Linked DNA regions of Homo sapiens: all the other regions are linked to region 1. Evidence: chromatin contacts called from ENCODE Hi-C or POLR2A ChIA-PET data. All regions are on one chromosome and are shown on one strand. Each heading gives the region's core, a stretch centred on a gene start or an enhancer-like site at or near the end of the contact. The rest is flanking DNA. Distances are from core to core; before and after follow the strand shown. Region 1 holds the start of HSPA8 (heat shock protein family A (Hsp70) member 8). Region 2 holds the start of KMT2A (lysine methyltransferase 2A). Region 3 holds the start of ARCN1 (archain 1 coat protein complex I subunit delta). Region 4 holds the start of BCL9L (BCL9 like). Region 5 holds the start of TIRAP-AS1 (TIRAP antisense RNA 1). Region 6 holds the start of RPUSD4 (RNA pseudouridine synthase D4). Region 7 holds the start of CDON (cell adhesion associated, oncogene regulated).

Region 1 (3,206 bases), core at 205-2,704:
TGTATTCTACTTGGACCTTGGGCCTGCCAGCATCATTCACCACCATAAAGGGCCAATGTTTCATATCAGACTGGACAACAGCATCATCAAATCTGCGTCCAATCAGACGTTTGGCATCTGTAAAAGGTGTCAAATGAAAACACTTTCAATTTCATAGCTCTTCTGATAAAACTCAAGTCCATGATTACTCAAATACCTAACAGTTCATAGGTAGGTGAATTCAACTACCATATAGGTAGCAAAGGTTCAAACTTCAACCTCCTACGTTATCCAGATTTCAGCCTGAAAGGTTTCTACAACCTGTTTTATAACAGACTTGATAACAAGTCTCTCAGCTCAGTTTTTCTAAAATCAAAAAGTTCCCTCCTCACGTTTCATAAACTTTTGTGCTTCCTAGCCCTGTTATATTTGTTCTGTCATTTAAAATTAGGAACTCACCAAAAACTGTGTTGGTGGGGTTCATTGCAACTTGATTCTTTGCGGCATCACCGATCAACCGTTCAGTGTCCGTAAAGGCGACATAGCTTGGAGTGGTTCGGTTTCCCTGATCATTGGCAATTATCTCGACTTTTCCGTGCTGGAAAACACCCACACAAGAGTAGGTGGTGCCAAGATCAATACCAACTGCAGGTCCCTTGGACATGGTTGCTGAAAAAAAGAAAAATCTGGTTTAAAAATTCAATTAATCAAAATATTTCCCTCATCCCTTAACAGAACACTTAACCAGGAAAAACGTATGGCCACTGCCAAGAGGTAATAGTGCCCATCACCTCCTGTCTAAGCACGCGCGAGGTCCAGAACTAGTGCTGCAGTCCAGGTTGCCGTGCCAACCGCAGCAGAGCACGCCCTAGATGAAGGACCCATCTACCCAGACGGCGTGGGGCGTTGCTCAACACGTGGTCTTACCCCGAACTGAGCACTGTCTGTTCCCCTCCCTCGCCAGGTGCCAGTGCCCCCGGGAGTCAACGGGCTTTTAACTACTCCGGAATGTACCCCCATACTGGAAGCACGCCAAGAACAGCTCTGAAGAACCACGGTGGGACTGGACTAAGCAGGGAACTGGGTGAAAGAAAACGCTGGCTCCACTTCCCCGCGCGCCAGGCAAACCGATGCAGCAACCCTCCCCCGCCACGCGGCCGCCGGGCGTCTCCCAGCCTCCCCTGGGGCCACTGCGGCCCACTCCCTACATTTCCGTCCTGCCGGCTGCAACCAAATACCGCTGCCATCCCACCGAAAACTGAGGCCCTTTAAGCCGGTAGAAGGAGCCGCACACTCGCCTCGACGAGATTCTCAGAACCCCCAAGCCTCAGCAAGCCCAACAGGCCTGTGTGGAGGCTGCACGCTCCCAGACCCACAACCCAACTCTTGAGCAGAGGTTTTACCTGGGGTGTAGGCCTGGCTCCAATAACGAAGGAAGCCACAAAAAACCCAAGAGCTGCAGGCGAGTTCAATGAGACCGGTTTCCGCCCGCCACCCTGCCTCTTATACCCTATCTTAGAACCTTCCAGAAGGGGCCCGCCCCTGCTGCCTGCCATTACGGCTTCCCCGGCCAATAGACGCCCGGCTGCCCTTACAAGACCCAATCACAAGCCCGGCTCCACTCCTCGGGCCTCGCCCCCTTCCGCACCCACCCCACCGCGCTCCGCCTCACGATAACGCACTCACCGCAGCGTTCTGGAACTTTCAAGCTCGCCCCCGCTCTCCGGACGGCCCCGGGGAAAGGGAGGGTGGGGCGCAGCGAGTCCGCGCGCGGGAGTCCTCAGTTACCCCGGGCGGGGGAGGGGAGCGTCCACCTCTACGCATGCGCCCCCAGCTTCCGCGGGAGGGAGGGGGCGGAAAAAGGAGGAGGAAGAGGGGCGGGCAAACTTGGAACTAACCAATGATAGCGGCGCTAGCCGGGATCTTGGCCGGCACAGAACTGGGGGCGGAATCGCGCGGGGCCTGAAGGGAGGGGTTTGGGCGCGGGAGCCGGGCAGGAGAAGACGGAAGTGGAGCGAGGACAAAATGGCTGCGAAGGTTGTTGCTCCCCTCCCCCACCCACGTCCGAATCCTCCTTTCCATGCCCCACCTTCGTGTTCCAGACGGGCCTCTAAGTGCCCCGGGTTTCGCGAATCTGTATTTCATAGCGTGGCTTTGGACAAGGGCTGACCCCGAGGGGCTGGGGCGAAGGTTCCGGCTTCAGGGTGCCACTAGGGCTGCTCGCTCACGGCCCCCCAGGATTGGGATTGGAGGGAGCCGCCAGGCCGCCGCGGGGTGGGGCGGGTTAGCTCGGCAGGCCTCCCAGCACCTGCATTTCCCTACGGCAACTGTCGGGAGGCAGCCCCCGACGCAGAGGTTTAAGGGGCCCGGCTTTTCAGAACCGCCTCAGGACGCGGTCGTGTCTGGATCCCTCCGCGGAAAAGAAGGCGAAACCGCTTCTCTGAGCCCTGACCGTTAGGCCCCTTCCCACCTCCGTCTAGAACAGATTCGGCTTCTTGGCTCAGTCCTTCCCCAACTAGCCCAAGCCCTACATTTCCCCGTTGTTTATAAAATAAACAGGTTTAAATGGTGGCGAGTGTGTTCTTGGTTAGGTGAACCAGGCATTAGGAATCATAGGTTCCAGTAGCCGTGCGTCCTTGATTTAGACTTTCTGAACGTTTGTATTTTCAGTAACATGAGGTGATATCTTTCCTGGTTTGACTTTCATCAAAAATTAAACGACAGACCATACCGACGCTTTGAAAACGTGACTGAGCTGGTGCACAAAACAATGGTGCCTAGAATTTTGAATTGTGCAATGTTGTGCATGGCCGCGGATATGTGGGGCCTTGTGGTTCCAAGAGCCTGTCTCAGGTACCTTGAACACTCCCTGTATCCTTTCAAGCAGGCGAGGTAGCTGTTATTCCTATTTAGTAGATAAATAGGCACCGATGGGGGAAAAGATTTTTTAAGGCTACACCAAAAGAACTTTTAGTAGCAGGGCTGGAATTAGAAGGTCTCTAGACTGCGAAAAAGGCTGTCAGAAGAGCGAGGACATCTTGTCCTTGTCAAAGCCAGTAAAGGGTAGAGACAGACTCAAACATATGAAGAATTTCCTTTTCATATTTTCCTTTTGGGGAGGAATGTTGGCTTAGAGTTCATGGAGATATATTCTTAGCCTCTCCCACGTCCCAAGAATTTAATTTTATACAATGCTTTCACTACATACAAAATGCTTTCATTTGTCA
Region 2 (3,206 bases), core at 378-2,877, 4.6 Mb before region 1:
CTCTCCAGCCCCCATCCCATCGTCCGCTCTGCACAAATGTTTCGCCAGTGGAGGGACGTAGGTTTTCAGCACCAGGAGGCTGTGGACCTTCTCTGGAGGCGTGAAGTGCACCCTCCGGAGGGCCAGAGCTGAGTGCAACCTGCTCACAACGACCCTCTCCCTCCTTCCCAAATTCGCCGCCCCAGGCTGTAATATTACATGCAGTGCGCTGTACCGGTGCGGGAGTCCAGGAAGGCTGCATGACCTTCCAGCGAACTCCCCCTCGGCTTGGGGGATGGAGGCTGCCCCGGGGCCTGCAGGCTGTGTATCGATCCCCCAGCCTCAGCCAACGCAAGTTCTCCCGACACAAACCCCTCCCTACCCTCTCGGCTTTCCCAGCCTTGCAGGCGTCTAACGCTATGCTCGAGGCGCCCTCCCCTCTTTCCCGCAATAAAGTAAACCCGGTGGATATTCATTCCCCTCCCTAACTCGCCTCCTTCTTTCCCCCTCCCCCCTCAGCTTACTAACCCCGCGCACAGAGCTCGCCGCCGGCGGGCCCCTTCCACCCAGTGTATCATAATGCCCAACGCTCTCCTCCTCCCCCTCTCTTAATCAGAAACGTGCTCGCGAGCCCCCCTCCCTCTGCGTGCATACATTAGGGTCTGCTTTGCATGCAGCGGCAGGCAGAGACCGGAGGAAGAAGGGGCGGGGGCGCTTTTGCCCGCCTCTTCCCTCCAGGCCCCGTTAGCCACCCAGCTTCAGCTTCGTTGTAACACCGCGTCGTTAGCGGAGCACGCCGTGGCCTCAGTGCCCGGGCTGGAGAAACACAACCCAACTCCCTGCAGAAGGGCACGAAAGCCAGACGAGTGCACAGTAGAGCGAGGAGGTGGCAGGAGACCTGCCACTCGGTGTGTGCTTTTTGGAAAGAGCTCCAGCATGAAAATGGGAGGGGCTCCTTTTTTATTTTTTAAAGTGCGTTCATTGAGGGCCTTTCTGTTTTGCATATAGTAAACTGGGCAGCGCTTCTGTTTTGCATGTAGTACAATAAGGGCTCTTTTATTCTAGAAGCGTTCAATTCGGGCTAACCCATCTTGTATCCGTGCCCTGGGGCGGAGGAGAAGGCTCACTGCTCCCCGACCCAGCCGCCGCGTTATACTGGAAGCTGCTCTCCCGGGCTGTTCGATTCCCAGCGCGTCCCGGGAACGTGTGTAATCGGCCTCTCGGCGCTCAAGGCTGCAGGCGGCCCGGCTCCCTACGCCTCCATCCTCCGCGTAGTCCTCGCCCCCTCCCCCTCTCTCCGGAACCCGCGCTCTGCTCCGGGCTCCCGGGCTTCCTTCCCCCCTCCTTTTCCCGAGCAATGCCTCTCCCGGAGGGCGGGGCATGCAGTTATCCAGGTTGCGGGGCCGGCGGGCGGGCAGGAGGCGGCGGCCCGGGCCTCGGGATGGAGTTGCAGCGCCCAGGCGTCAGAGGCGGAGGCCCGAGGCCGCTATACAGATTGCGGGGCTGGCGGGCGCGGCCCGGCGCTCTGCATAGCGGCCGGCAGGGTGCAGGCGGCCGGGCGGCGCAGAGCTGGTTAGGCAGGTTCCGGGGCCCCGTGCCCCCCCCTCCGCCTCCCCGCCCCCCTGTGTTGTCGCCTCTCCCTCTCGCTGCTTCACTTCACGGGGCGAACATGGCGCACAGCTGTCGGTGGCGCTTCCCCGCCCGACCCGGGACCACCGGGGGCGGCGGCGGCGGGGGGCGCCGGGGCCTAGGGGGCGCCCCGCGGCAACGCGTCCCGGCCCTGCTGCTTCCCCCCGGGCCCCCGGTCGGCGGTGGCGGCCCCGGGGCGCCCCCCTCCCCCCCGGCTGTGGCGGCCGCGGCGGCGGCGGCGGGAAGCAGCGGGGCTGGGGTTCCAGGGGGAGCGGCCGCCGCCTCAGCAGCCTCCTCGTCGTCCGCCTCGTCTTCGTCTTCGTCATCGTCCTCAGCCTCTTCAGGGCCGGCCCTGCTCCGGGTGGGCCCGGGCTTCGACGCGGCGCTGCAGGTCTCGGCCGCCATCGGCACCAACCTGCGCCGGTTCCGGGCCGTGTTTGGGGAGAGCGGCGGGGGAGGCGGCAGCGGAGAGGTAAGGGGGCGAGGAACCCCCAGGTCCGGGGTCTCGACCCTCTGCGGAGCCCCCTCCCCTCCCCCATCCGGGATTGAGGAGCATCCCAATTCTGGGACCATCTCGGGGTCCCTGACCCGGGGCGAATGGCTCTCCCATCTTGGGACCCCCATGCAGGGCTGCAGACCCCCAGGCGCCCCCACCCCGGGGTTTGGGCCCATCTGGCTGAGGGCGTTTGCCCCCCGCTCTCCTCCCCCTGACCCTTCCCCAAATCCCTTGGCACAGACCCCCTCGCCGGGGTTTCCCATCCCGGGACTGAACCCCTCCTCCCTTTCACAGATTACCTCATCCGAGCAAGATTCCTCCCTCCCTCCCTCCTAGAGACCTGATCCCGCCACATCCCCGCCTCCCTCTCTGGGCAGATGTGTTACTCCTAGGGCAGTTTTCCTCTCGGGCGTCTCTCGGGTGATGGCCTCATCCAGGGCCACGTTCTCCTGGCCCTTGGGGATCGTGTCCCTTCCAGCACCTTGCTTTCGAAAACCCGATGAACCCTCGCGCCATCCCCGGGCCAGGTCCCTATACTGCCAGCCACTCCCCCTTCCTTCACCTCCACCCTCTACCCCCACCCCAAGCAGACCGATCCTCCCCCATCCCGCCCTACCCCACCGGGGAAAATCTCTCCTCTGCACCTTGCCTGGTCTCACCTCCTTTCCCTCTGAAGATAACGGTGATTCCTCATACAGCAGTCTCTTCCCCCCCCCGCCCCGTCTTACAGGGCTACAGTTTCTAGCCTATTGGTAGCCGGGAATTACTCTACCTTCACTCCACCCTTTCCCTCCTTTAGAATGAAGGATTAGTGGCATCTTGGAGGGGAAAATAGTCCACTGTCCCCTAGGCTTAGAGAAGAGCAGCTTTCCACCACTCCCCTTGGAGAGGAGGCAGGCTTTCCCTCCAGCTCTGGGGAAGGGGGCCCCTGTGAGGGGAGGTGTTTGTTGGGGGACTGAGGCAGCATCCTCCCAGGGGAAGCAGCTGCTCTCCTACCCCACCCACTGCGCCTGAGAGCACGCAGTCTCCAACCCGAGCTCCCTCCCGCCCTTCTCTTCTCGTCATTTCATTATTGATCCACCTTTTCCTAGGCCAATCCTGG
Region 3 (3,206 bases), core at 426-2,925, 4.5 Mb before region 1:
GGTAAGTCACTTAAACTTTTCACCATTTTCTTCATATACAAAATGGACATGAGCACAACTGCCCTGCTTCCAGTGCATGTTTTTTTAAAGATATAATTTACAAATCATAAAAATTCACCTTTTAAAATTATACAATTTAGTGGTTTTTAGTATATTTGCCTCTATCTAGTTCCAGAACTATTTTTTTTTTAAGAGTCTAAGTCTCACAATTTGCACAGGCTGACCTTTAACCCCTGGTCTCAAGCCATCCTCCCAACTCAGCCTCCCAAGTAGCTGGGACTCTAGGATCATGCCACCATGCCTGGCTTAATTCCAGAATGTTTTAATTATTCCAGAAATAAATCTTACACTAATTAACTGTCACTCTCTATTCCTACCCTTCCTGAGCCCCTGGAAATCACTAAGCTAGTTTCTGTCTCTGTGGATTTTCTTCTATTCTGGATCTTTCGTATTAATGGAATCATATATGAGTGCCCCATTGTATCCGTCTTTTTTCACATAATATTCTCAAGGTTCATCCATATTGTAGCATGTCAGTACTTTATTCCTTTTTGTGACTAAATAATATTCCATTGCATATATATGCCACATCTATTGATGAATGGATTTGTTTGGATTGTCTCCACTTTTTGGCTACTATGAATAATGCTGCTATGAACATTAGAGTACACATTTTTGTGTTGACATATATTCAGTTCTCCTGGGTATGTACCTATGAGTGGAATTGCTCAGTCATGTGGTAATTTTGTTTAACTTTTTGAGGAACTGCCAAACTCTTTTCCAACGTGGCTGCACTATTTTACATTCATCCTCACCAACAATTATTATGATAGCCATCCTAGTGAGTGTGAAATGACGTCTCACCACGGGTCTGATTTCCATTTCCCTAAGGATATTCAACATTTCTTAATGTGCATATTAGCCATTTATATATCTTCTTTGGACACATATCTATTCAAATCTTTTGCTCATTTTAATTTTGTGTTTTCTACTCCCTCCATTTTGCAGATGAAGCCCATTTTTAGACAGGAATACTGTATTTGTCTTTTTATTGCTGAGTTATAAGAGTTCTTAGGCCAGGCGCGGTGGCTGACGCCTGTAATCCCAACATTGGGAGGCTGAGGCGGGCGGATCACTTGGGGTCAGAAGTTTGAGGCTAGCCTGGCCGACATGGTGAAACCCCGTCTCAACTAAAAATACAAAAAACAGCCGAGCGTGGTGTGGCGCGTGCCTGTAATCCCAGCTACTCCGGAGGCTGAGGCAGAAGAATCGCTTGAACCTGGGAAGTGGAGGTTGCAGTGAGCCGAGATCACGCCATTGCACTCCAGCCTGGGCGACAGAGTGAGACTCCATCTCAAAAAAAAAAAAAAAAAGTTCTTTATATATTCCGGATACTGGTCTTTTAGGCACACAGGTTATCCTGTATATTAAATAATAGTGGCTGTGCCAGCGGCTTGTTAAACTGTAAGATGTGACGCAAAATAAATGAAGGCGATGACAGTGAAAGGGGAGAGATACGAGGTTCCACAGCTGGAGGGTGAACGCCCCCTACACCTCCTGGGCTTAATCGTAACCGGAGCGGGGTACCCTCAATTTCCCCAGCCCACAGGCCCCGCCCCCCCCCCCGCCCTTTGACCTGCGCCGCTTCCGGTTGAAGACGTGGCTTGGGGCCGCCATCTTGGCAAGAGGCGAAGCGGCAGCGGTTCCTGTCAAGGGGGCAGCAGGTCCAGAGCTGCTGGTGCTCCCGTTCCCCAGACCCTACCCCTATCCCCAGTGGAGCCGGAGTGCGGGCGCGCCCCACCACCGCCCTCACCATGGTAAGATCCGAGCCAGGACCCGAACTCCTGGGGTCCGAGCCTCACCGTCTCTCCTTGTCGGCGGGCCTGGGGCAGGGGCCGGAGGAGCCCCGCCCTGAGGGTCTAGGGCAGAGTGCTTTTGCTCCGGGCTCGGGGAGCAGTGTGGCCTCCTGTGCCCGGTCTCCTGGAGATCCGATGGAGCTGACTCCAGTCCATCTGTCGTCGTGCCCGCTTCCGCACCACCCCCCAACCAGCTGGACTCCCTCGTTTGCTGGGACCTGCCCCTGAGACGGCCCGGCGTTTTTGCTCTGCGAGAACTTCGTGGTGGTGGTGCGGGTCCCAGGCTGCGGACCTCGGAACTGATGCTGTCCCGCCGGTTCCCTGGCGCTTAGGCTCAGCAGGCTGGGCCTGTCTCCGGAGGTTCTGGTCCTTCTGTTAATCAGAGCTTGTCTCCCACCCCCGGTGTTTGCTAGGCCGTTGATAACTCGAAATGCAAATCCACTGGTGTCCAGAAATTTTTCTTTTTGTTCAGAAGGGGGAAATGGAGACACAGAGCGGAAAGGAGTAACTTCTAACACTAATGTATAGGACCCAAGTGTCTCTGAAACCTTCCACTACTTCCGCAGAACTCACTTGTGTCCATTTGTTAGTGTGACTCGGGGTACATACACTGTGTAGACCACTGGGAAAATGTGAGCAGGTTCCAGAGAACACAGGGTTTGCCTTCAAGGAACTTATTGTCCAGGTGAAGAAAAATGTGTATGTGGCATGTCGTAGTCAGATGTCTCACAGGAGGTGGAGTAAGAGGGATGGGTTAGCCTCCGAGACCAGTTACTTGCCTTCCCATGCGTTATCTTTGTATACTCATCTGTTACAAGGATGAGAAAGGTTAATGTGGTTGAGGATGGAGGAAATCAGAACTGCTGACATCACTCAATCTTCCTTTATCGCTGTGATTTGTGGATATTCATGAAGTAGTAGACATTCTTTGGTTTCAAAAAAGCTAGTAATTTATTTTTCAGTGCACCTTATGTCCTTTAGTCTTTTGAAGGATGTTCTGTTCTGTTCTTTTTTATTCTTTTGTCAATAGATAACTTGATTTAAAACATCGTCCAGTGTACCTGAGAGATGGCAGAATGTAATTTGGTGGCAATCCTAATAAGTTCTATTGACAACCCTTTAGATAAGAACTTGGATAATGGGGGGAATTCATGCTTGGACTTTAGGCCACTGAACAGCTTTTCTCAGCCTCAGGTATATAAATTGCATCAAACAGGTTTGCCTCCTAAAATTTTTGTGTTGGACACAAAATTTCCAGAAACTTGTATTTTCAGTTTCTCCAGGAGGTTCTGTATTTGGTTAGTGATTTTGAAACTCAGTTCCCGTTTACACCCTGGAATTAATAATGCA
Region 4 (3,206 bases), core at 409-2,908, 4.1 Mb before region 1:
CCCAGTTCACCTCTCTCAGAGCAACACTTTTTCTCCTCGCAGCAGAGGTTCCCCCAGACACAGACACAGACACAGACACACACCCCAAGCAGTAGACAGAAAGAGAAGGGAGAGAGGGGGTGTCAGAAAAACCCGGAAGGAAGGAAGCTGGACAGACAGACAGTAGCTGATCCTAGCTTCATTGCTCCAGAGAGACACCCTCCAGACTCCTAGACTTCAAGGGACACTATCCTTCTCAGAAGGAGAGAGCAGCCCTCTGTCTCTTCTGAAACCAAATTCCAGCAGCCCTGGAATAGGACCTACCCCAGCGCAACAAGAAGCCTAAGCTCACTTCTCTTCCTACATTCTTCCCCGAGGGTTCCTTTGGATCAAGACAGGGGCCACCTCCCCTTAGCAGCGCAGGGACACTTCCAAGGAACTGTATGACTGCCCCACCCCCCAGCCAAGCCCACATCACTCAGAAGCCTTGGAAGAAGAGACTCCTCAGTCACAGCCCCCGCTACTCACAGGCAGTGCCTGGGAGAAAAGGGTGACCCCCAGCTCTCCCCAGTCCCAACCCACCTCCTTCTGGAGGCTCCTATCAGCCAGAGGAGGAGGGCTGGGGTGCTGAGACCCACGGGGTTGGTGAGCCTGGGAGGGGGACTACATCTCCCAGAAGCCCCCAGGGCAAGGTTCGCTGCTCCAGCTGGCCCAAGGCCGGCCTTGTTCTCTGCGCTAGGGTGGCAGGGTCCCCTGGCTGTCCCTAAGCCCTCCCCACGGTGTTCTGGAGCTGCCAACCTGATTGGGGGCTTAAGAGTAGCCTCCACTGACCCTGGGGGAGTCCCCCACACCTTAAACAGCCTGGGGGTACGTGCCAGAGAGCAAGAGACAATCAGACTGTGTTTCCCCTCCCCGATTCAAACTGGATCTCCCTCCTCGCGCCTCTGCTGGCCTGGCATGACTTTCGCCTTGCCCCCAGCCCACCCCTCACCTCACGCGGATTGGGGGGTCCTCACGCCAGGCCGGAGCTGGACGCCATGACCAGGTCAGGGTCGTTGTGTGGATGGGGGTCCTCCTGCTCGCCAGTTGGAGATGCAGAGGGGGCGGGCAGGCGGTGATCTTTTGATCCTGGACGCCTTGATCTCAATACCAGCCCGGCCCGGGAGAGGCTATCCGGGGATCGCTGGGTGCCTGGGTTCCTGCCTCCCAACCGCGGAGCATGGTCGCGGGCGCCGGGCAGTGGCGGGAGAGCGCGCACACCCGCCGGGGCCGGGGCGCGGGGCCGGGGTCTCGGCCCCGAACCTCAGGGCTCCGGCTCCTGCTCCTGCTCCTCCTTCCCTTGCTTGCTTGCTTGCTTCCTTCCTTCCTTCCTCGCCTCTCCTTTCCTTTCCCCAAAGCCCGCGGGAATGCCGGGCGCTGGGTGGGGAGGGGCTGTCTGGGCGCTTATTGTTGGTCGGACTCCGAGGGTCCGGGTCACAGCCCCCGGGCGGCGCGGCGCCGGGGGACCCAGGCGTGCGGGCGTCCGGCCGGCTGGCTCCGGGCGGCGGCGGTGGTGCAGCGGCCCCGGGTCCGGGGCATGTCCAGCCACTGGCTCCGCCGCGCGCCGCCGCCTCCCCGGGCTCCCCTGCGCTGCCGGAGCCTCGCTTGCCCCTCCACTCGGCTCCACTCCCCAGCCTGAATAAGCATCGGGGCTCTCTGGCTGCCTCCTTCTGCCTTCATACCAGAGCCCGGAGAGGCCCCTGTCAAAATAAGAGCTCCCCCATCTCGCTTGCCTCCTCGCCCAACCCGGCTCCCCCAGCCTCCCAGTGGTCTGACTCGGTAAGGCGCCCGGCCGGCTAGCGGGAGGCAGGTTGGCCCGGGGGCGGGGAGGGGGGTTTCTGCTCTCCTCCTCACTCCTGAGAACTGGGGAGGAGACGCGCCAACAACATCCCAGGCTAGGGAAAGGTTTGACAAACCTACCTTCCTATCTGCACTGATTGGAAGGAGTGGAAGTTGCCTGGACACACGCGCGCGCACACACACACACACACACAGCACTGGGTCCCCTCTTCGTTGTACCCACCCACATCCATAATGCACTGAGCATCTCTTTATTCATGTCTCTCCTAGTAGACCATGAGGTCCTTGAGGACACAGACTGAGTTTTTTCATCTCAATCCTCAGCAGCACAAAGTGCATGCTAAGAAAATGTTTGTGGAAGTGAAACCTTTGTCTTCTCAAAAGAACTCTCCTAACCTAACCTCAAAGTGCTTCTCTCTCTCTCTCTCTCTCTCACACACACACACACACACACACACACTCTCACCACCCTATAGGACGATCGAGGCAATGAAAAAGAAAATGTAAAGCCCTTTTTTTTTTTTGAGATGGAGTTTCGCTCTTGTTGCCCAGGCTGGAGTGCAAAGGCGCGGTCTCAGCTCACTGTAACCTCTGCCTTCTGGGTTAAAGCGATTCTCCTGCCTGAACCTCCCAAGTAGCTGGGATTGCAGGCACCTGCCACCATGCCCGGCTAATTTTGTATTTTTAGTAGAGACAGCGTTTCACCATGTCGGCCAGGCTGGTCTCGAACTACTGACCTCAGGTGATCAACCTGCCTTGGCCTCCCAAAGTGCTGGGATTACAGGCGTGAGCCACCGCGCCCGGCCCAAAGCGCTTTTTAAAAACATTTCACATGTTTCAATGCTCACCACAAACCTGCAAGAAAGAGGTTATGGTCCCATTACAGAGGTGAGGAAATTGAGGTTTGCATTACCTAAGGACTTACCCAGAGCTACCCAGCTAGAAAGTGGTAAGCCCAGGACTAGAATTTGGGTCTCCTTATCCCAGGGCACTTTCCCTGTTTCCTACTGTCCCCACCCACCCAGAATTAATAGCAAGTGACAAGCATTGACTGTGTCTGATAGGAAGAACACTAGCCAGCCTGCTTGTTCCTGCTGTTTCCTCGGCCCTCTCCCCTGCCCCTCCTCACAGATGGTCCCCAGATAGTTCTAGCCTCACTGACCTCCCTCTCTTCTGACCACCTATCCCATCATAGCATCTGAGTACTTCCTGATGTGTTGTATCTTGTCACACACACACACACACATATATATATACACACACACACCCCTATATATGTATAGGTGTATGCACACACACACATATATATATATGTCTGATTTCCCCCAAAAGATTCCTAAGGGCCTTGAGGGGTTGATGGTGCCAACAGCTGGGCACTGGACAAGGTT
Region 5 (3,206 bases), core at 483-2,982, 3.2 Mb after region 1:
CCTGACCTCGTGATCCGCCCACCTCGGCCTCCCAAAGTGCTGGGATTACAGGCATGAGCCACCGCGCCTGGCCTAAAGTAGTCTTTTATCCAACTCCTAATCTATATTTCTGGTAGAAGTAATCCAAAAATCAAACTAACACATGGTACACTTTGTTATTGACCAAAAACTGACTGTAAATTGCATCTTGTTGCTAACGTTGAGAATGGCAAAAACTGTCCCACACCCATGAGATCTGTCTGAAAACCTAAACTCAAATCACTGGCAAAATAAATGTGTGGCTGACTGAAGCGATGTAAGTACCAACTCTTTTTTTTTTTCTTTGAGACGTAGTCTCGCTCTGTCGCCAGGGTGGAGTGCAGTGGTGCGATCTCGGCTCACTACAATACTCCGCCCGCGTTCAAGCGATTTTCCTGCCTCAGCCTCCCGAGTAGCTGGGACTACAGGCGCGGGCCACCACGCCCGGGTAATTTTTGTATTTTTAGTAGAGACGGGGTTTCACCATGTTGGCCAGGATGGTCTCGGTATCTTAACCTCGTGATCCGTCCACCTCGACCTCTCGAAGTGCTGGAATTACAGGCGTGAGCCACCGCGCCTGTCCGTAAGTACCAACTCTTCACAAAATTTAGATCTGTTAAATAACACCAGTGAAAAACGGGCTAACCAGAAACAATGGTCACCAAAGAAACCCTCAACAGCAGAAGTTACAAGTAATAATTTTATATGGCAAAAAAAAAAAAAAAAAAAAAAAAAAAGAGAAACGAAACCCTGGGAGACGAATCATACTGCAAATCATATCCCTGGGTAGCAGGGCAGAAATACAGGTAAACAAAATAGAGAGGAGGGGGATGCCTCTAGCCCGGAAATAAGTGGGTGGTGGAGATGGTTCTTCTGGCCATATTCGTTTACCTTTTTTGTCAGCAGAAAAGTACTGAGTCTACAAAGTAAAAAACTGACCACGATGAAAATTTCTGCAAAGTAATTAAAATGGGAGAAAAATGGAAATGGCTTAAATACTCGGTATAAAAAATCGACCAAGGAATCAAATGGGCTCACGGATTTGCGTCAGAAACGTTGCTTCCCCGATAATTGGTCAACGTCGGTGTAACTATGATTAAAATGTCAGTATTCAAACAAGGGCTCCAACACTACCGTGGCCCAAGGGCGTCTTCGGCTCCCACCCCGGGGCGTGGGCCTGGGGGTCCCTCTTCACTGCGCAGCCACCTCTAGCCCGCCGCTTTCGGGACTCTCAGCCTTCTTTTCCCTTCCCTGAGGGCCGGCCGGCACCACAACGGGGCCAAAGGCAGTAACTCGGTTGAAAGGCGCGCCCTGGGACAGGTCAGCGGGCTCCGCCATGCGCGGCACGCATCCCGCAGGAGCGGGTGCCAGAGCAGGGTAGGCCGGGAGTTAGCAGCCCAGCCAGGCCGCTGGACTCGGGCTAGGGGCGGGGCCAGCGCAGGGGGCGCAGGCGCACACCGCCTCCGCGGCAGCATGGCGGACGCAGCTCCTCAACTAGGCAAGAGGAAGCGCGAATTGGACGTGGAGGAGGCCCACGCCGCCAGCACAGAGGAAAAGGAGGCAGGAGTTGGAAATGGTACCTGTGCTCCTGTCCGCTTACCGTTCTCCGGCTTCAGACTGCAGAAGGTGCTGAGGGAGTCTGCGCGGGACAAAATCATTTTCCTACACGGGAAGGTACCAGGAGGCAACCCTGAGGTGGGATGCGGGAAGCAGTGAACCAATCATCGCCTCGGAGGCAGATTTTTTTTTTTCGGATCTCGGCTGGAAAATACCAATCATTATCACTCCGGGGAGGCGGGAGTGCGCCACTAGAATGCATAGAGGGGCGGTGAAAGGCGGCAAGATTGCCTTTGAAATTAAGGCAATGAACACATCTAGCTCTAATTTTTCTAATGTCTCCACTAGAAATATCTACTGGGAGAGTGCATTGCAGATTAAAGATCACATGTTACATTCCCCAAGCCATTCATCATCCATTTATGTATACAGGGACTAGGAACCCAGTCAATGTTAGATGTCTCGCTCATCCCTGTCCGTGGAAACGACATGAGACTGTAGGAGATGTGATCTCTGCCTTACGCGACTTCAGCCGTAACAGGAGAACAATATATTATAATTGTTAATTCAGTTCTACGCACGCACTTTCATGCATGCCAGACACTAAACTAGGTACTGGGGATGTGGAGACGAAAGTTACCATCCCTGATCTTCAGGACTACGGAATATTTCTGGCGAGACAGATACACACAGCTTGCTCCAATACCAACGTGCTCAGCAATCTGGCAGGGGCTGAGGAGAGATGGAGACCATTCCAGGAACTAGTGAGGAGGCCTAGCCAGAGCAGATATGGGGGTTCCCCAGAAACTAGTGAGGAGGCCTAGCCAGGGCAGATAAGGGGGTTCCCTAGAACTACTAGCAGGAACTCTCACCTTTGGGAGGATCAGGGAACCTTGGCCTAGGCTTCCATGCCTCTGTGTGTATCTGGTTTTTAAATTTTTATTTATTTATTTATTTATTTTTGAGACGGAGTCTCTCCTCTCTGTCACCCAGGCTAGAGTGCAGTGATGTGATCTCGGCTCACTGCAACCTCTGCCTCCCGAGTTCAAGCTATTCTACCTGCCTCAGCCTGCCCAATAGCTGGGATTACAGGCCCCCGCCACCATGCCCAGCTAATTTTTGTATTTTTAGTAGAGATGGGGGTTTCACCATGTTGGCCAGGCTGGTCTCGAACTCCTGACCTCAGGTGATCCGCCTGCCTCTGCCTCCCAAAGTGCTGGGATTACAGGCGTGAGCCACCGCACCCGCCTTTTTTTTTTTTTTTTTTTTTTTTGAGATGGAGTTTCACTCTTCTTGTCCAGGCTGGAGTGCAATGGCACTATCTTGGCTCACTGCAACCTCCACTTTCTGGATTCAAGTGATTCTCCTGCCTCAGCCTCCCAAGTAGCTGGGATTACAGGCATCTGCCACCATGCCCAGCTAATTTTCGTATTTTTAGTAGAGACAGGGTTTCACCATGTTGGCCAGGCTGGTCTTGAACTCCTGACCTCAGGTGATCCACCCACCTCTGCCTCCCAAAGTGCTGGGATTATAGGCATGAGCGACTGCGCTGGGCCTTGTTTTTTGTTGTTTTTTGTTTGTTTGTTTGTTTGTTTTTGTTTCTTGTTTTCTGTTTTTTTGTATGCGATTCT
Region 6 (3,206 bases), core at 273-2,772, 3.1 Mb after region 1:
CATTTTTTTGACCTTGGACACATTACTTCTCTTTCCAACTTTGCTTTCTCGTTATAAAATGTAAATATCTGGAAAACAACTTCATTGGGGAATGGAAAGGCAAAAAACTGTTGCGAAAATAAAGAGAGAAAAAAATTATACAAACACTTGGTGATGTGATTTAATTCCTTGTCTTTGTGAACAACTATCTCCGTATCTCCCCAAAAAGCATTACCTTCTTCTAGCTAAAATGGGCCTTTTCCCTCTTTCACAAATGCATTTTTTAAATCAATCTTTCCTGATTCACTTCAGCTGTCCCTGACAACTACATGCAACATCTGTTGAAAGACATTTGAAGGTCCACTAAATTCCAGTCACTCTGGGGTTGTATGTTACATATACTCCAACATACATACACACACACACACACACACACACACACACCCCCTTTTTTCTTATGTATCATTTTCTCATTCCCAGTTCTGATGGAAGATAACCTTTAGTCTAGAACCACACAGCCTTTGTATATCTCTACAGCGATCCCTGTAGTCTGCACACAGCGTATTCTACGAATTGCTTACTGTCAGATGTTTAGAAAGGGAGGACTGTCTTATTTATTTATTTCTGTGTTCTCGGTGGTTCCTTATATTGGACGGTAGTTTACAAAAGTTTAATTAATTTGAATGCAAGGCTTTAGAGTGCACCACAAGTAACGTCTCAGTTTTCCTCGGTTGTAGCAGAAAGCAGCTGCAGGTTCCTCCACCTTTCCCGCGTGGTCCTTACCATGCACAGGGAGACCGTAGGGCTTATTGATGACCACAAGGTTCTTGTCCTGGTGGAGAATTCCTCGGGTCAGTGCCTTAGCAAGCACGTTGGGGTGGACTCGCTGCAGCTGCCGTGTGAACCGCACTATTTCTTGCACTCTCCGCTGAACAGCGTTTGTGGACACCTAGGGAGAAAGAAGGAGCCGTGGGGAATGCCTGGTGCGGAAGCCGTGGAGAAGACCTTCCATAAAGGTCTGGGTGAGAATCTGAGTAGGGAATGACTATCTTTGCATCAGACCCGCGCCGCCTTCGACTAATTTGAGAGCAGAGATACCCATCTGTCTAACCTGCGTACCGACGCAGTGGTTAGGACTGAGCCTGACAGTAGCCAAAGATCCAGCTCACGGGAAAACACCGTACCCTTACTGACCCCTCCCCTCCGCCTTCTCCCCATTCTCCCACCTTGCGTCCGGGCTATTGACTCACACGCTTTCACTCAGAGGACCCTCCTACCTACTCCCCGTCTGGGAAACCAATGAGCGCACTGCCTCTAGGGAGTTCTGGTCCCTTTGGACTCACCGGCTCCTTCTTTGTGTCTTGTTCCCGTTTCTGGGCTCGGAGCTTCTCCGCTAATCTCTGGGCATTTATGGCCGTAGAGGCAGCGGCAGCGGCACAAAATGGCTTTGAGACGAGAGTGAAGAGACTCCCGCAACCTTGGCCGTTTCCCCGGATCCAGGGGCCCGACGCGCTCCACCTGGGCGCCGCCATCTTACAAGGAAGGGCGGGGCGAGCCAAGACCACGTGGAGAAGGGCGACTACAATGAGGCGGGAGTGGGTGGGCCCTGCAGGTCACGTGGTGCGGGGTGGGGCCTGGGCGAGTCACGTGGGGACGGTGCGCGCTCAGTGCGGCTGCGCCGGCCGGTAGCTGCAGCTGGAGCAGTGGCGTTTGGAGGAGACTCGGTGAGTGTGTAGGGAAGCCGGGCTGGGGCTGGGAAATGCCGGTGCCTCAACGGTTTAACGTTTTCTGCGTCCCCGGGATTTCCGTTCAAGAAGAGCACTGGTCTGAGAAACGTTTCTCCTTTTGGTACACGATCCCACTCAAAAACTCCTCCCCGCCCCCGCGCCCCCTTAGGAGCGATGTCCCATAAACGCTCGCCCCAGAGCCCTCCTAGGCACCGACGCCGTCCCTCTTAGCCACTGAATCTCCGGTGATCCGCCAGTCCCCTGCGGGACGCGTCGGGGACCCTCTTGATCGGATGCCCGGATCTCTGTAGTCTCTCCACCCTTCATCTTCCAACTCCCAGCCTCTTTGTTTCGCGTTGTAACCTGTACCCTTCTCCTAAGGATGACGGCCCCTTCCCTTATCCAGGGCCCCCAGCACCTATTTCCTACTTAGGAAGCACTGTGAGTGTTTTTTCTGCCCTTCCTCAAGAATTCATTTCTTGGGGGTCTCCTCCCTACCTTCCCTACTCCTCCTAAAGAAAAAGCTGAAAGAACGGAGCACAGACCTTCACTTTTCCTGTTTCCTTTATTTTTCCTCTCCATAGTTTGCAACCACACCATACCTCCTCTCACGAGATGCGATGTTGGGATTCCCTTGCCCGAACTGCAGGCGACTCCCTCTGATTTCACTCAGGGGTGGCTGGGAAGATAAACATCTGTTTGGGATGGTAGTGTTAAAAATAACTTGGGATATACCTGCCATTTGTTAAGAGGAAAGCTTATGCTGAGTTCAGAAAGAATGTCCTGAAAACTAATGGATCTGTGACGATAGAAGGAACAATTTTTTAAGACTGCTTGGAATGAAGGCTGCCTGAGGAGTTATTAGAGAATAGGTAGTTGAATTAGATTTGGGTTCTACACCTCCTAAAGGGTTTGGCAGAAGGGAGCCGTACCAACAAGAAACAAAGTTGATCAGGTGGAGCTACTCATAGAAGACTCAAGTTGAAGAGTTTGAACTAGAGGTGATACGTAGTGAGGAGTCTTTGAAGCTTTTCGAGTAGGGCAGAGAGACTCCTTGAAAGTGGAATTCTGGAAATGAATCTGGCAGTTGAATGCAGGACAGATGGGGAAGGAAAGGGTTTGATAGTGGGGAAGGAAAGGGTTTGATAGTAGGAAAACTAGTTACAATCTAGGTGGTCAGTGATGAGGTCTGGTCTTTTCCCCCTACACTGTAACTCCTTTGAGTTTGAATTAATTGAGTTATGCAGGTCAAGGCGTACTCTTGGCAGCTGCTGTTGATCTGTGAGTCCCTGGAAGAATTTTTTTTTTTAATCCACTCACCTGGCACATAGTAAACTCGATATCTGTTAGATGGCTGAAGTGCATCATAAATGTATGCTAGGTGTGTCTGAACATTTTGAATTGTCTTATTTCTGTCAATGTTTGGCCTGAAGAATGAAGGTAGAGGAAGATGTATTTGTAAAGTGGGAAAGAAGCAAGGCTTGTGTACGTTTCTCTTAT
Region 7 (3,206 bases), core at 443-2,942, 3.0 Mb after region 1:
GTTTCTGTTCTACACACTGCCAAACACACACCCAGGGCACGTCTTTACAAAATGAAACAGGTTTTCTCCATCCTTCTCATATAACTTCAAGTATGAGGCAGTTCATTCCAACATGTGCATAACAGAGACTGCAGTATTTGGTGCTTCTCGGGTTCCAAAGAATGCTTTCTAGTTAAGCACTAATTTAAAATTTCCAGAAAATTTTTTGAAGGTTTTCTTTCATCTTATCTTAAAAGTTGAACTATCCCCAAATTTTCAGCTAAAAATAGACTGAGGGTGGGGGAGAACTACAAAATGTCATAGAATGTTTAGAATTATGCTGACAATAAACTCATTTCATTTTCTAACACCCTCCCCACCTTCCTCTCCTTGGAGACACTGTCCACTAGGTATGCCAAGTGTCAGTTGGGAATTTGAGGGTTATGTTATCAGCGCCGAAAGGAATCAGAATTCACTGACTTGGCGTCTTTCATCTTTACTGGCATAGGCCTGAAAATAAATCTCATGTGAGCTTTTAGTCCAACCTCCTGTTTTTCAAGGTGTCTGGTTTGGGACACAAAGGCTGACTTTCTGTTGATGAGGTTCTCTAAATTCTGGATTCCCACTGGAAAGCAGTCTGCCCTTAAAGCACCTGCCACCCTCTGTCGTCCTGATGAGGAAGGGCAGGCATTCTGGAAACAGCTCCTTTTGGAGAGCCTTCCACCTGATTTGGTGGGGTTAGGGAGAACAATGAAGGGAAGGGCAAGAGAGTCTATCTATCCCCCTCAGTGATTTATTGCTGAAATTCCTAGATGTGGAGAGAAAGCAACAAAGGTCTGGAAGCTGCCGACTGAAATAAATAGCGAGCTGTAATGTATTTAGCAAATGATAATGCAATCCACAGAAAGCTTTACAGAGGAGAAGGAAAAATACACTCCCTGGGGCTGGGAAGTCAGTGAGTCTTGTGAAGGCAGAGAAAGATACATTGTGCAGGAAATTTCTCTTGCTTCTCCCTACACATAAATCACTGTCTCTCGCGGGCGCTCTGCAGGGATGGAGATTGAGAGAGGCCAGGGACCCGGCTCCCTTGGGAAAACGCGCGGGCGCCCTAGCTCCCCGCTCTGCGGCATCTCACCTGCCCCCGAGGACCATCGTCAAGAAGAGGTTTCGTCGTGTCACTGACACCTCACCCCGCCTCCTCCCGCGAGGTGCCTCCGAGCCCCCGAGGACGCGGAACGCCGGGGCTCCCCGCCGGGCAAGCATCAGCATCCAGACCCCGCACGCAGCCCTGCACCCCCACGCCCTCCAGGGAACGCCGGCCCGCCCGTCCCCGGGACCTCCCGTCCCCTAAGCCAAGGCCCCCCAAGCCCAGTGCCCGCGCGCCACCCCTCCCTCCGACCCTGCGGCGGGACCCCCACCCCCGCACCTCTCCGCGGGGCTGGCTAAGCCTCCAGACCTCCTGCGCTGCAGCCGGCTCGGAAAGCCACCCCCAGGTCATCCCCCCGCGCGCGCGCGGCGGCGGCTACGGTGGCGGCGGCTGCGATCCGAACGGGCCCCTCCATGCACCGCGCAGGGCAGAGGAGGGAGCGGCGCCTCGCACGCCGGGGCTGGGGCGCTGGGCAGGGCGGGCGGGCGTGGGGTCCCGGGTCTCCTCGCACCTAGCCGCGCGAGCCGGGCTCCCGGGCTCAGGGGAGGGGAGCTGAGGGGCGGAGTCACCGGGGCGCGCCCCCGCGGCTGCGCTCCTCCCCGCCGGGGAGCGCGGGCACGTAACTCGGAGGGTGCTGGGCCGGCCCGGAGCACGCGAGCAGCGGGAGGAGGGACCGGGGAATGACTGACGGAGGCGGGCCGTAGAGGCCGCTGTGCCCCGCCGGCCCGCACCCGGCCGGAGTGTGCGCGCGCAGCCTGCCAGATCAGCGGCGGGGGCACGGGCCGTACCAAGTGACGGAGGGGGGCACGCTCTGGGCAGGACCCTCTCCTCGTCATTGACCTGCCTACTCTGCAAGAGAGATACCCCAGGGGAGCATAGAAGAGGCTTTTCTTGGGTGTAGGACAGGTAAGGGTGAGTTGCCTTACCAAGTCACGGAGATTCCCATCATGCCTGCACTCACGCTCCCCTCACCTTTCATTCCCTTGGAGAGACGGCTCTTCTGGCAGGTCTCCAAATGGTCGACTCTGTCCCCCGAGGCCCCGCCCTAGCCTCGTTCGGGCCCCGCCCTAGCCTCGTTCGGGCCCCGCCCTAGCCTCGTTCAGGCCCCGCCCCTCGCCCCGCCCCGCCCCTCGCCTCTACCTAAGTTCTCTGAGCCGCCAACGGGTGCATCCCTTCTCCCGGTTCTTGCCTGGTCTCTCTTAGGGTTCCAGCGGCCCACCGCTTATACCTCCTTCGCCTTTCCACCACTTTCCATGTTTAATTCCTTAGGCAGCTTCATCTGATTCCCCCACCACCACCCACCCGCCCTGCCTGCACATAAACGCAAGCAGGTAGCAAAACTCAGGGGCTAGGAGAGGCGTGGTGTGAGCCTTTGGCCCCAGAGTCTTTCCAACTCGTCCGTTGGACCTGCCCCAAGTTATCTGAACTCAATGAACTTCAGTTGTTCAAACAGAAAAAGGAAAAATAAATTTCTATTCAAAATGTTGCTGTGAAGCGTAAATACGATACTTTGTGAAAAGCACCTGCCACTCAGTGGGCATTCAAGGACTGTAACTTCTTTATAAATTGTTATTATTAGCAGTTAGCTCTTTTTTTTCCCCATCATCATTACTTACTATTAGCTTAACTACAAAAGGATCCCTAATAATAGTTAAGTTTATAAATACTCAGTACTGAACTTCAGGAGAAATATGCCAGTCCTCCCTTACCTTCTTACGTGAATTTTAAAAAGAAATGCTTTGAAAGTGTGGTATTGTTCAAGCAGGTTAGCTTTCTGCATTAGCTAGATTCAGGGTTTTTGTAAAGCCCCTGGAAAGAAAGTCAGTACAGGACGGAAAAAAAAAACACAATTTTTTTTCTTAAGACGGAGTCTCACTCTGTCGCCCAGGCTGGGGTGCTCTTGTTGCCCAGGCTGGAGTGCAATGGTGCGATCTTGGCTCACTGCAACCTCCGCCTCCCGAGTGCAAGCGATTCTCCTGCCTCAGCCTCCCAAGTAGCTGGGATTACAGCACGTGCCACCACACCCGGCTAATTTTTGTATTTTCAGTAGAAACGGGGTTTTGCCATGTTGGCCAGGTTG

What was found. Hi-C counts contacts between places; a loop is a spot of excess contacts on that map. ChIA-PET counts read pairs that join two places held with the same protein, here RNA polymerase II (POLR2A). Pooled maps may share reads with other maps.
Region 2: a loop to region 1 is called in a pooled map, with 22 times the contacts of the local background. The contact joins the promoter of KMT2A here to the promoter of HSPA8 in region 1. A Hi-C loop is called at or near these places in 2 of 37 single-sample maps with no recorded cell type and 7 of 50 pooled maps.
Region 3: a map with no recorded cell type shows a loop between it and region 1 (30-fold over the local background). The contact joins the promoter of ARCN1 here to the promoter of HSPA8 in region 1. A Hi-C loop is called at or near these places in 1 of 37 single-sample maps with no recorded cell type and 5 of 50 pooled maps. POLR2A ChIA-PET finds 5 or more read pairs at or near these places in 1 of 52 experiments (naive thymus-derived CD4-positive, alpha-beta T cell).
Region 4: a loop to region 1 is called in a map with no recorded cell type, with 14 times the contacts of the local background. The contact joins the promoter of BCL9L here to the promoter of HSPA8 in region 1. A Hi-C loop is called at or near these places in 1 of 37 single-sample maps with no recorded cell type and 9 of 50 pooled maps. POLR2A ChIA-PET finds 5 or more read pairs at or near these places in 1 of 52 experiments (H1).
Region 5: a loop to region 1 is called in a map with no recorded cell type, with 9 times the contacts of the local background. The contact joins the promoter of TIRAP-AS1 here to the promoter of HSPA8 in region 1. A Hi-C loop is called at or near these places in 4 of 37 single-sample maps with no recorded cell type and 5 of 50 pooled maps.
Region 6: a loop to region 1 is called in a map of OCI-LY7, with 8 times the contacts of the local background. The contact joins the promoter of RPUSD4 here to the promoter of HSPA8 in region 1. A Hi-C loop is called at or near these places in 1 of 168 maps with a recorded cell type or tissue (OCI-LY7), 2 of 37 single-sample maps with no recorded cell type and 10 of 50 pooled maps.
Region 7: a pooled map shows a loop between it and region 1 (15-fold over the local background). The contact joins the promoter of CDON here to the promoter of HSPA8 in region 1. A Hi-C loop is called at or near these places in 1 of 168 maps with a recorded cell type or tissue (naive thymus-derived CD4-positive, alpha-beta T cell), 3 of 37 single-sample maps with no recorded cell type and 12 of 50 pooled maps.

Annotation. Positions count from the first base shown.
Region 1 is chr11:123,060,682-123,063,887 of GRCh38, forward strand. HSPA8 (heat shock protein family A (Hsp70) member 8) reads right to left here and starts at 1,455. Exons shown (of 9, transcript NM_006597.6): 1 at 1,383-1,455; 2 at 439-648; 3 at 1-117. The coding sequence starts at 643. LOC124902775 (a long non-coding RNA gene) reads left to right here and starts at 1,981. Exons shown (of 2, transcript XR_007062927.1): 1 at 1,981-2,850. RefSeq lists enhancers at 1,204-1,373, 1,934-2,203 and a silencer at 1,524-1,913.
Region 2 is chr11:118,434,865-118,438,070 of GRCh38, forward strand. KMT2A (lysine methyltransferase 2A) reads left to right here and starts at 1,628. Exons shown (of 36, transcript NM_001197104.2): 1 at 1,628-2,080. The coding sequence starts at 1,649. RefSeq lists enhancers at 600-1,597, 797-936, 1,598-2,596, 2,597-3,206 and a silencer at 1,247-1,726.
Region 3 is chr11:118,570,734-118,573,939 of GRCh38, forward strand. It overlaps ARCN1 (archain 1 coat protein complex I subunit delta), which reads left to right and starts at 1,676. Exons shown (of 10, transcript NM_001655.5): 1 at 1,676-1,817. The coding sequence starts at 1,815. It also overlaps a transcript of IFT46 not described here. RefSeq lists enhancers at 1,338-1,467, 1,978-2,057.
Region 4 is chr11:118,924,268-118,927,473 of GRCh38, forward strand. BCL9L (BCL9 like) reads right to left here and starts at 1,659. Exons shown (of 10, transcript NM_001378213.1): 1 at 971-1,659. RefSeq lists enhancers at 1-147, 376-445, 817-1,318 and silencers at 1,514-1,563, 1,764-1,903, 2,724-2,783.
Region 5 is chr11:126,302,590-126,305,795 of GRCh38, forward strand. It overlaps TIRAP-AS1 (TIRAP antisense RNA 1), which reads right to left and starts at 1,733. Exons shown (of 2, transcript NR_187388.1): 1 at 1,599-1,733. It overlaps DCPS (decapping enzyme, scavenger), which reads left to right and starts at 1,471. Exons shown (of 6, transcript NM_014026.6): 1 at 1,471-1,692. The coding sequence starts at 1,492. RefSeq lists a silencer at 1,429-1,558.
Region 6 is chr11:126,210,128-126,213,333 of GRCh38, forward strand. It overlaps RPUSD4 (RNA pseudouridine synthase D4), which reads right to left and starts at 1,523. Exons shown (of 7, transcript NM_032795.3): 1 at 1,323-1,523; 2 at 763-928. The coding sequence starts at 1,511. It overlaps FAM118B (family with sequence similarity 118 member B), which reads left to right and starts at 1,655. Exons shown (of 9, transcript NM_024556.4): 1 at 1,655-1,703. RefSeq lists an enhancer at 1,308-1,537.
Region 7 is chr11:126,061,174-126,064,379 of GRCh38, forward strand. CDON (cell adhesion associated, oncogene regulated) reads right to left here and starts at 1,693. Exons shown (of 20, transcript NM_001378964.1): 1 at 1,406-1,693. RefSeq lists silencers at 1,451-2,120, 2,191-2,280.